Regions from separate parts of the Homo sapiens genome. Here region 1 is linked to region 2. A link is an interaction called in ENCODE POLR2A ChIA-PET data of the cell type or tissue named here. Cell type or tissue: PC-9. All regions are shown on one strand. Each heading gives the region's core, and the rest is flanking DNA. Links, peaks and the distances in the headings are about the cores only.

The links. ChIA-PET counts read pairs that join two places held together with the same protein. Peaks named below come from ENCODE experiments on the same cell type or tissue, not always from the same donor. Only the 100,000 strongest peaks of a DNase experiment are listed, where the experiment ranks them.
Region 1: POLR2A ChIA-PET joins it to region 2 with 7 read pairs; 2 of 35 experiments call an interaction of 5 or more read pairs at or near these places.

Annotation. Positions count from the first base shown.
Region 1 is chr5:160,104,301-160,109,681 of GRCh38, reverse strand. All of the region lies in intron 1 of PWWP2A (PWWP domain containing 2A), which reads left to right. Among named protein-coding and RNA genes, the nearest start is that of PWWP2A, 12 kb to the left of the region's middle. RefSeq lists a silencer at 3,663-3,863. In PC-9, for the core only: no CTCF peak of the experiment used is centred there; no DNase peak of the experiment used is centred there.
Region 2 is chr5:160,317,005-160,322,385 of GRCh38, reverse strand. It overlaps a transcript of CCNJL not described here. Among named protein-coding and RNA genes, the nearest start is that of CCNJL, 7.1 kb to the right of the region's middle. In PC-9, for the core only: no CTCF peak of the experiment used is centred there; no DNase peak of the experiment used is centred there; H3K27ac peaks cover 936 bases.

The sequences.
Region 1 (5,381 bases), core at 269-5,268, 210 kb after region 2:
CACAGCCTTATCAAGGCCTCTCTTCAAAGCCTCTCCTTGTTTTGGGTCAGTAGAAATGATTATGGATGTCTTACCTGCTGGCAAACTTTTAGGTCTATCCCTTAAACACAGTCCTAAGTTTAGTATTGCAGACATAAGAAAATTGAACCACTCAAGACTATTTGCAAAGAGCAAAAGCCTTCAGCCCAGGCTTCTGAAGAGGTAGTTCTTCACTCCTCATAGTTATAAAGCCACCTGGAAATCCTTAAAAATCTTCTTGCAGAAGCTTTTAAATGGGGGGAAAAAAGTGAAAAATCCTGAAAGGTCTTTCTGAATCATTTTTTTTTTTTTTGGAGCAGGGGATGTGACAGGAAATAAGGAATCATGAAGTAAGGGTTTATGCTCGAAAATGCTTGTGTAGCTGGGTGCAGTGGATCATGACTGTAATCCTAGCATTTTGGGAGGCTGAGGTGGGTGGATCACTTGAGGCCAGGAGTTTGGGACCAGCCTGGCCAACATGGCGAAACCCCATCTCTACTAAAAATACAAAAATTAGCTGGGTGTGGTGGTGTGCACCTGTAATCCCAACTGTTCAGGAGGCTGAGGCACGAGAATTGCTTGAACCTGGGAGGCAGAGGTCGCAGTGAGCTGAGATTGTGCCACTGCACTCCAGCCTGGGTGACAGAGTGAGACTCTATCTGAAGACAAAAAATAAAAACTTGTGTGGCTGGGCATGGTGTCTCTTGCCTGTAATCCCAGCACTTTGGGAGACTGAGGCAGGAAGATCACATGAACCCTGAGGTTTGAACCAGCCTTGGCAACATACTGAGACCCCATCTCTTAAAAAAATGCTTGGGCATTTTAATTTTGTGGTATGTGCATATTAAAGGGGGTAGCTAGCTGTATTTCAGAATTGATGTTTTTACAAATACTGTGTGTGTGTACATGGGGGTACTGTTGGATTAAAAATAATTGATGATTTCCTTAGGAAACTTCAGTTTTCACTAAGTTCTTGAAAGCAATTTGTAGAAAATTTACGTGTTTTTTGAGGAAATATAAACCAAGACAATGATTTCTTTTCTTTACAGAGACCATGAAACGTATGGTGCAATAGCCCTACTTTTGGTGGGAAAAATATACAGCCATTCTGGTGAAGCAGTGAGTAGTGGTATCAGTAGCTTATACTACAGTGTCCAGGTTGAGAACTTAGGCCCTCAAGTAGTATGCTTGAATGATTGTGTTGTGGTACATTATAAGTAATATTTTTTTGGTGATTATTCTGCTTATATGCCAAGATGTCAATAAAGGCTTTACACAGTGAAACAGAGAAGAGGCAAGTGCCAGTCACTCCCTGACCCACACAGCTTTAGGACGCCCACTACTGTGCAGTATGTGTTGAGAGTGAGCTCTTCCATTGCATGTTGCATTAATATGATCTTTTTCAGAAGTGATTATTAGTTGGGCATTAAACCTGGTTTCATTCTGAGTCTAAAGAATCCTCCGGGCCACTCTGCCTATGGGGTAGCCCTGCTCTGTCTATGGAGAAGCTACTCTAGAAAAAAAAGAAAAAAAAAATAATCCTGTAACAAATTATGGAATTAAAAATAAAACTTAAAAATATATTTTATACACTAGATGTGTTATACACAAACTATGCTAGGCATGTTTTATTGGACTTGGGGTTTCCTTTTTTTTTATTTTTGAGATGGGTCTCGCTTTTGTCGCCCAGGCCAGAGTGCAATGGTGCAATCTTGGCTCACTGGAACCTCCGCCTTTCGGGTTCAAACAATTCTTGTGCCTCAGCCTTCCTAGTAGCTGGGATTTCAGGTGCCTGCCACCATATCCGGCTAATTTTTGTATTTTTAGTAGAGACAGAGTTTCACCATATTGGCCACGCTGCTCTTGGACTCCTGGCCTCGGCCTCCCAAAATGCTGGGATTACAGGCATGAGCCACCGCGCCTGGCCTGGACTTGGGGTTTCTGATGAGGTTTTCAACCTCTTACTGTAAATAAGACTGTACTTTACTGTGTACTATTTTAAAGTAAAGCTCTTGTTGAAACAAGGTCTAATCTTCCTAAGATCAGGTTTTCTGTGGGACTACTAAAGAGTTTATATATTATGTGCTTATCTTCACTGTAATGGCTGAGTTAATTTCATATTGATAAAAAATGAAAGATGTGTTAGTAGTTATTTTTGTCTATAAAGTGCATCATTATTTCCTGGTATTTATTTACCCTGTTTTCCCTAAATTCTTGAGTAAATTCAGACACACAGTACCAGAACAGAAGCTTGTTGTAGTGGCAGGTATTGCAAGAAAGTAATTGGAGATTAAGTTATATTCTAGGTAGATTTAATATAGAATGCCTTTACTAAACACTTTTGGGCAGTGGTTGTCAAAAGAAATGTGCATAGATTTCTGAGCTTCATTCCATCATTTTGCATTTTAAACAAAGTGATTCTGATACAGAAGATTCTTGGACCATATTTGGAGATAACTGATTTTTAGGGGGTAGTTTGCCAAAGTATTTAATAGAACAATCAATTTGTTAAGCCTGTTTTAAAGGTTCCCGGTTAAGGCCGGTCACGGTGGCTCATGCCTATAAATCCCAGCACTTTGGGAGGCCAAGGTGGGTGGCTCATTTGAGGCCAGGAGTTTGAGACCAGCCTGGCCAACATGGTGAAGCCCTGTATCTACTAAAAATACAAAAAAATTAGTTGAGCGTGGTGGTGTGTGCCTGTAATCCCAGCTACTTGGGAGGCTGAGACATGAGAATCACTTGAGCCTGGGAGGTGAAGGTTGCGTGAGCTGAGATCTCCCCACTGCACTCCAGCCTGGGTGAAAGAGTGAGACTCTGTCTCAAAAAAAAAAAAAAAAAAAAAAGGTTAATGGTTAGTTAACAATGAGACATAATTACAAACTAAGCAATGTATCATGTGGGGATGGGCAACTCGGGTGGCTGATCTAAATCCTTATTGTAGAGCTGGTGATTAGTCTTGCAAATGATTTCCTGAATCTATAAGTTTAAGCAGTCCATAATTTTCATTTCTTTACCCTTGAACCAATTTTATGTAGTTGACTTACTATAGAATAGTGGATTTTAGCCTTTTAAAACTCATAATCCCTATAATACTTAATTTCACTTTTTTGCATATTTCTTGTTTTTTTAATGTGTGAGGTTTTAAATTTTTGTTTATTTTTTCCTGCATATTTAATCTAAGAAGGTTGCCAAGTTTTACTTTCTGTGTTTTATAGTAGCTACTATGTATTTTCAATTTCTGTGCTAAGTCCTGTGCCAAATACTTTGTTTACATTGTTTCATTTAACTCTGGCAAATCTGCTGAAGTAAATTCTATTAATCCCCATTTCATAGATAGACACCAAGGCTCAGAGGTTACTTAAGCAAAATTGCCTAAAATTGTAAATGGTAGATAATAGTAGATATATTCAAGATGCCTTTTTGAATGATACAAAATTTTCCGGGGTTTGAAAACCTTGTTCTAATTAAAATGTACTTAACTATATTTCGCCATACCACTTAGTTTATAGTTTTGCTGGGGAGTTAACCTGGCAGTTAGAAATAAGAGTTCTCTGTTCCTCACTCAACCAGGCAACAGCTATTTGCTGTAAACATAAATTGCTCTTCAGTTCAATATAGTGAACTTTGGACATTTTTGGAAATCATATTTCTTCTACATGGTCCTGGGTCTTAAATTAGATAGCATGCTGTTTTGCCTTGATTGGCTTGGATTTGGCAGTAGTGAAACCTACTTGTTCATAAGAGGAAGTACAAATTGTCAGCTTTGAAGCCTGTTAAGCACAGGTCAGTGTTTAGTAAGTGCTGGATGACTGAATTTGAAAAGGATTTCAGACTAAAATAAGTTGTTAGGTAACCTTTCTTTGAGGAATTTTTTTTTTTTTTTTTTTTTGAGATGGCGTCTCATTCTGTCACCCAGTCTGGAGTGCAGTGGTGCGATCTTGGCTCACTGTAACCTCTTTCTTAATCTTTTTCTCTTTCTCTCATTAGCACCTGGGGCTGATGGCTTATGAGGAAATTGTTATAGTCTTTTAGTAGGTAAGTTTTGTCCCTATAGTCCCCTTCTGGCATGCTTGCTTTCTTTTTTCCATTTTTGTTCTTTTTTTTTTTTTTGAGATGGAGTCTCGCTCTGTCACCAGGCTGGAGTGCAGTGGCGCGATCTCGGCTCGCTGCAACCTCTGCCTCCCTGCAACCTCTGCCTCCCAGGTTCAGGCGATTCTCCTGCCTCAGCCTCCCGAGTAGCTGGGACTACAGGCGTGTGCCTCCGTGCCCGGCTAATTTTTTATATTTTTATTAGAGACAGGGTTTCACAGGATGGTCTCCATCTCCTGACCTTGTGATCCACTCTCCTCAGCCTCCCAAAATGCTGGGATTACAGCTGTGAGCCACCGCGCCCAGCCTGTTTTTTTTTTTTTTTTTTTTTTTTTGCCTTAGAGACAGAGTCTCTGTTGCTCAGGCTGGAGTGTAATGGCATGATCATAGCTTACTGCAGCCTTGAACTCCTGGTCTCAAGTGATCCTCCTGCCTCAGCCTTCTGAATAGCAGGGACTACAGGCCTGTGCCTCCACACCTGGCTAATTGTTTTATTTTTAGTAAATTGTTTTATTTTTAGTAACAACAATGTCTTGAACACCTAGGCTCAAACGATACTCCTGCTTTGGCCTCCAGAAATGCTTGGATTACAGGCGTGAGCCACAAGGCCTGGCCACCAGTATGCTTTCTAAACATTATTGAAAAGGGCTCATATTTGAGAATGTAAGGGAAAGGGAATTATTTTTGTGTTCTTCTTTGTAATTTTAAAATGATGGGATCAGACTAGAATAGCTGTGCTTTAAGTTTGTTTGTTTGTTTTTGTTTTTTTTGAGAGGGAGTCTCACTCTGTCGCCCAGGCTGGAATGCAGTGGCACGATCTTGGCTCACTGCAAACTCTGCCTCCTGGGTTCAGGCAATTCTCCTGCGCCAGCCTCATGAGTAGCTGGGATTACAGGCATCCACCATCACGCCTGGCTAATTTTTTTGTATTTTTAGTAGAAATGGGGTTTTGCCATGTTGGCCAGGCTGGTCTAGAACTCCTGACCTCAGGTGATCCACCCGCCTGAGCCTCCCAAAGTGCTAGGATTACAGGTGTGAGCCACTGTGCCTGGCCACGTTTTTAACAAAGTAATTTAGATACATTTAATTACATCACTAGACAGAAGACTTCACTAGCCTCTCTCTCTGTCCTTTTTTTTTTTTAGAGGCAAGGTCTTGCTCTGTCATCCCGCCTGGAGTGCAGTGGTGCCATCATGGCTCACTTCAGGCTTAACCTTCTGGGCTCAAGCGATCCTTTCACCTCAGCCTCCCAAGTAGCTGGGACCACAGGCGTG
Region 2 (5,381 bases), core at 269-5,268:
CTAACTTGCTTGAGATCATTAACTAGAAAAAAATCAAAGCCAACATTGAAGTCTGGGGCAGTCTTAGAGCCTTAGCTGTAATACTGAGCTGGTGGAAGCAGGCTGGGTTGGGAAAAGAGGGAAGAGGGCAATACATCAAAAATGTCCTTAGAGACGTGATTAAGTTCCACATCTAAGTAAATGGGAACTTCACCCTTTAGGTGTTCAGAGGTAAAACCTGGGGTCATCTGATTTCTTTCTCTTACACCTCACATCTAGTCCATCAGCAGATCCTATAGGCTCCTGTTTCTAACTATGCTCAAGATCTGGCCCCTCCTCACTCCCTTCACCTCTTCCCCCTGCCCAAGCCAGCCCCATCTCTCAGCTGGATTATTACAGTAGGCTCTGACCTGGTCTGCCTTTCCTCACCCCCACTGCCTATGTGCCTGGCCAAAGACCATTCCATCAATATCACAGTGGTTACCTGCTGGTAGGGGGCAGGGTTGGGGGAGGTGTTGTTCAGGATCTTAATAATATATATATTTTTTGAGACGGAGTCTCACTCTGTCGCCCAGGCTGGAGTGCAGTGGCACCGTCTCGGCTCCACACCCAACTAATTTTTTTGTTGTATTTTTTTAGTGGAGACAGGGTTTCACCATGTTGGCAAGGCTGGTCTTGAACTACTGATCTACCTGCCTCTGCCTCCCAAAGTGCTGGGATTACAGGCGTGAGCCACCGCGCCCGGCCAGGATCTTAATAATATTTTAATCGTGCTTTAATAGTGGTACAAGGAGAATGATACTTGCGTAATCAAGAAATTTTTCATAGATTTCCCAACCCTTCTCCACCCCAAGCCTGAGTCCCCTCAGCTGAGCGGCTGCGACCGTAATCCTTGGCTCTTGAACTTTGGGTCTTTGCAGCCCTGGAAGCTACGGAAGCCCCTCATAGAAGGTGGCTTTGTGGCATCCAGGTGGCCCAAGGAAAGCAGCACCCTGCTGCTGGCAGTGAGGAACTTCTAGGCATGAGGGTCCCCCGGCAGGCTTGTCTGGTCACCTTTCACTGTCCAGTCTCAGTCTCCTTCCTGTTTATTGTCTGTTGGAGGAGCAGGGCTGGCAGGCTCAGGGGGGTTGAAGTTAATGGTGCCTTTTATTTCCTCCTCCTGGAGTCTGGAAAGCTCTTATCCCATTGTTCCCTGCAGAATCCCTGTCAGGCTGGAGGGCTCCTATCACACACCTACGCCAGGGTTTCCAAGCCAGGGCTGATGTGGTGTGTCGCCCACATGGTGGAAAAAAAAGAGAGAGAGAGAAAGAGAGAAGGAAAGAAAGAAAGAAAGAAAGAAAGAAAGAAAGAAAGAAAGAAAGAAAGAAAGAAAGAAAGAAAGAAAGAAAGAAAGAGAGAGAGAGAGAGAGAAAGAAAGAAAGAGAGAGAGGGAGGGAGAGACAGAGAGGAGAGAAGGAGGGAAGGAAGGAAGGAAAGAAGGAAGGAAGGAAGGGACAGAGGGAGGGAGGGAAGAAAGAAAGAAAAAGAAAGAAAGAGAGAAAGAAAGAAAGAAAGAAGGAAAGAAAGAAAGAAAGAAAGAAAGAAAGAAAGAAAGAAAGAAAGAAAGAAAGAAAGAAAGGAAAGAAAGAAAAGAAAGAAAGAAAAGAAAGAGGCAAAGTCAAGCCAGTATTTTAAAATCAGGAGATATCTCAATTTCCTCTTTCTTTTGAAGTCAAACAATCTGGCAATAGTGGGCACCAATTCCCAAGCTTTCACAATTTGAGGGGATGCAGAAGGGGCTCCCCACCCTGGATGCAGCACGCACCCACTGGTCAACCACAGTCCTCATCGCTCCACACTGCTTCCTGGCACTGTGGCTGGTGTGGACATTGACTGTCAAACTCAGGCGGTTTTTTCCTCATAAAGAGGAATACTTCTCTCCCTCCAAGTTTCTTCCAAAGGTTGGGGAGTGGGGGAAGTTAGACCAGGAGGGCCGTAAGTCATCTTCTCGTTATGTTGTCTTCCTGACCCTCTTATCCCCCCAGATTGTGTCCTCTGGGATCGAATCCCACCCCCTCCTTTCACAGAAGGAGAAACTGAGGCCCATGGAAGGAAGGCTACTCACTCAAGCCTCACCATGGGTTCACAGAGCTTGCTTCAGGCTCCAAAGAGCAATGTCATCGGAAGGTTCTAGCCTGCTCTGTTATTATTATGGATGACAAAATAATATTAGAGAGCAATTTATACCTCATGATTCTTCATGTCATACAACAGTCCTTTAAGGAAAGAGTAGTTTTCTCATTTTACTAATATGAACAAGGAGGTCCAAAAAGCATAAGTGGCCCATAGAGGGTCACACACTTTCTAGATCTCATTTGAAAAATGAGGACAGTAACTCCTGACCAGTCTGAAGTCTGGGCCAGGTGATTCCCATAGGTCCCCGTTAGCTCCGCTATCCATGTTATCCATCGTTTATTTATTTATTTATTTATTTATTATTTATTTATTGAGACAGGGTCTTGCTCTGTTGCTCAGGCTGTACTGCAGTGGAGAGATCAGGGCTTACTGCAGCCACGATCTCCCCACCTCAACCTCCCAAGTAGCTGGCACTAACAGGCTTGCACACCACCACACCTGGCTAAATTAAAAAACAAAAAAAATTGTAGAAACGGTCTCACTATGTTTCCTAGGCTCGTCTTAAGCTACTGGACTCAGGTGATCCTCCCACCTCAGCCTCCCAACGTACTGGGATTCCAGACTTGAGTCACTGTGCCTGACCTGTTGTTTATTATTTCAGTAAACCTATATTGACGACGTCCTTTACTGCAGGCACTGGGCTAGATGTTGGGGATACAAATACGGAAAAGATACAGGTCTTGTCTTCGAGGAACCTGAAGTGTGTGGGGTAGATAGATGCAGGTGTGGGAGAACAGAAAGAAAGGCAATGGATAATTATTTGGGAAGTAGGGAAGCCTGCTCTCAGTGATTGCTTGGACATGTGTCACAGTGCTGGCATAAGCTAAGCATGCCGCAAATGATAAATTTTCTCATATTTATCCACAAAAATACATCACTAGCAAGGGGGAAAACTTTGCCACAAGGATTGCTCACAAAGGAGATGGGTGACTTCAGGTTAAAAACAACATGGGCTGGGCGAGGTGACCCTTGCTTGTAGTCCCAGCTACTCAAAAGGCTGAGGCAGGAGGATCCCTTGTTGAACCCAGGAGTTCTAGGCCACAGTGAGCTATGATCATACCACTGCACTCCAGCCTGGATGACAGAGCAAAACTCCATCTCTTAAAACAAAAGAGAAAGAGAGAATATCTTTGGAAGGAAACATAAATGAATTTCTTCTGGGATGGCAGTCAGGTGGGACAGAGTGGGAGCAGTGTGAGATAGTTTTTGGACAGTTTACGGAGCCCTCTCTCAACTTGTTGTGAGTTCTTTCTAAAAATTTTTTATTGAGATATTTTTAAAATATGCTATTTAATGTCATTTTCAGCAAAGAAAAATTCAAAATGTAAAGTATTAGCAAGAGTTTTTATCATTTATATTATGCATGCCAGTTTTAAATGCAAAAATAAGAACACAGCTCACATGCAAAATCACTGAAATTACACAAATTCTATTTTGTAGCCTGAACATGCATATATATTTCATTCTTTCCGTAATGGTGAAAACACTCCACAAAATTAAGTTAACTATTTTTATTTCACTCTCGATACATGCACATCCAATCAACACGCTCTACCTTAGGCATAATACTAATGAGTAAGGAAGAGCTGAAGGAAGAGGAACTATGGGTTGCCCCATTTTTCCCTTTCTATTTATGTCATAATACATGGTTGCCTAACACAGGGACACAACACCCCTAAGAAAGCATATGATAGGGTTCCCCGGTCATTCATCTTTCCTAGAATACTATTGCCTTCTGTTATGGATTGAATGGTGTACCTCCACAAAAGATAAGTTGAAGTCTTAACCCTCAGTAGCTCACAATGTGACCTTATTAGGAAATAGGTTCATTGCAGATGTCATTAGTTCAGATGACATCATATTGAGTAGGGTGGGCCCTTAGTCCAATATGACCGGTGTCCTTGTAAGAAGACATGGCCCGGCGTGGTGGCTCACGCCTGTAATTCCAGCACTTTGGGAGGCCAAGGTGGGTAGATCACCTGAGGTCAGGAGTTCAACACCAGCCTGGTCAACATGGTGAAACCCTGTCTCTACTAAAAATACAAAAATTAGCCAGGCATGGTGGTGCGTGCCTGTAATCCCAGCTACTGGGGAGGCTGAGGCAGGAGAATTGCTTGAACCCTGGAGGCAGTGGTTGCAGTGAGCCGAGATTGTGCTACTGCACTCCAGCCTGGCAACAGAGTGAGACTCCATCTCAAAAAAAAAAAACAAAAAAAGAAGAAGAAAAAGAAGACTACGTGAAGAGAAAGAGAAGAAGCCCGTGTGAAGACACAGGCAGGGTCTGGAGTGCTGTAGCTACAAGCCAAGGAAGAACAAGGGACTCCAGTTGTAATACCTGGCCACCCCCAAAAACCAGGAAGAGGAAAAAAGAATTTTTCCTTAGAGTTTTCAGAGGGAGTGTGGCCCTACTGATGCCTTGATTTGGGACTTCTAGTACCCAGAATCGTGAGAGAGGAAAGTTCTCTTGTTTCAAGCCATCCCATTGTTGTACTTTGTTATGGCAGCCCCAGAAACTGATAACACCTTCTTTCCGTGTTCCAAAGCAAGTTCTAGTTCAAATAGAAAGCACAGCCTCTCAGGTACTCCCCCCACCCCATGCCCACTTGTACACATGATCCACTGACCTTCTGCTCCCTTTGAATGTCACCAAACTCCATGCATCGCAGGTCCACTGGAATTCTATGCTCATGAGGCACGGGATATAGTACATGCAAACAGAGAACGGAACAGCAGACACTTATCATGTGTCTCCTCTGCTCCCTGCATGCTTCACTGTCCTGAAGGACTTCATTTACAAAACACAGGTTCAACGATAAAATTTTCTATATGGATGGAGCTGGCCCTGCGTGAGAGGGAGGTTTATTTTTCACTTATTCCTTCTGTGCCTTTTTAAATTTAAAAAAGTAATGTGGACCAGCTTTATGAATGTCCTAGGCTTTGAGTTCTGTTTGCAAAATGCTGCTTTTTTATTCTTCCTGCCTTGTTCTCAGACCTAATCTGCCGACTCATATCTCAAGAACTTGTAGTCAAGGATCATAAAGGATTTGGCAAATGTTCTCTTGACTAAGTAGAGCACACGATTAAAAATCATTTAAAGGCATTGGATTGGTTTTTGGTTAAAGATCAAAGTGGTAATAAGGCAGATGTCTTCCGTCTGTCTCTATAAACTGAGCCAGGCTTCATGCTTTTGGTCCTGAATGGAGCAGTGCCAACCATTAACACCATGA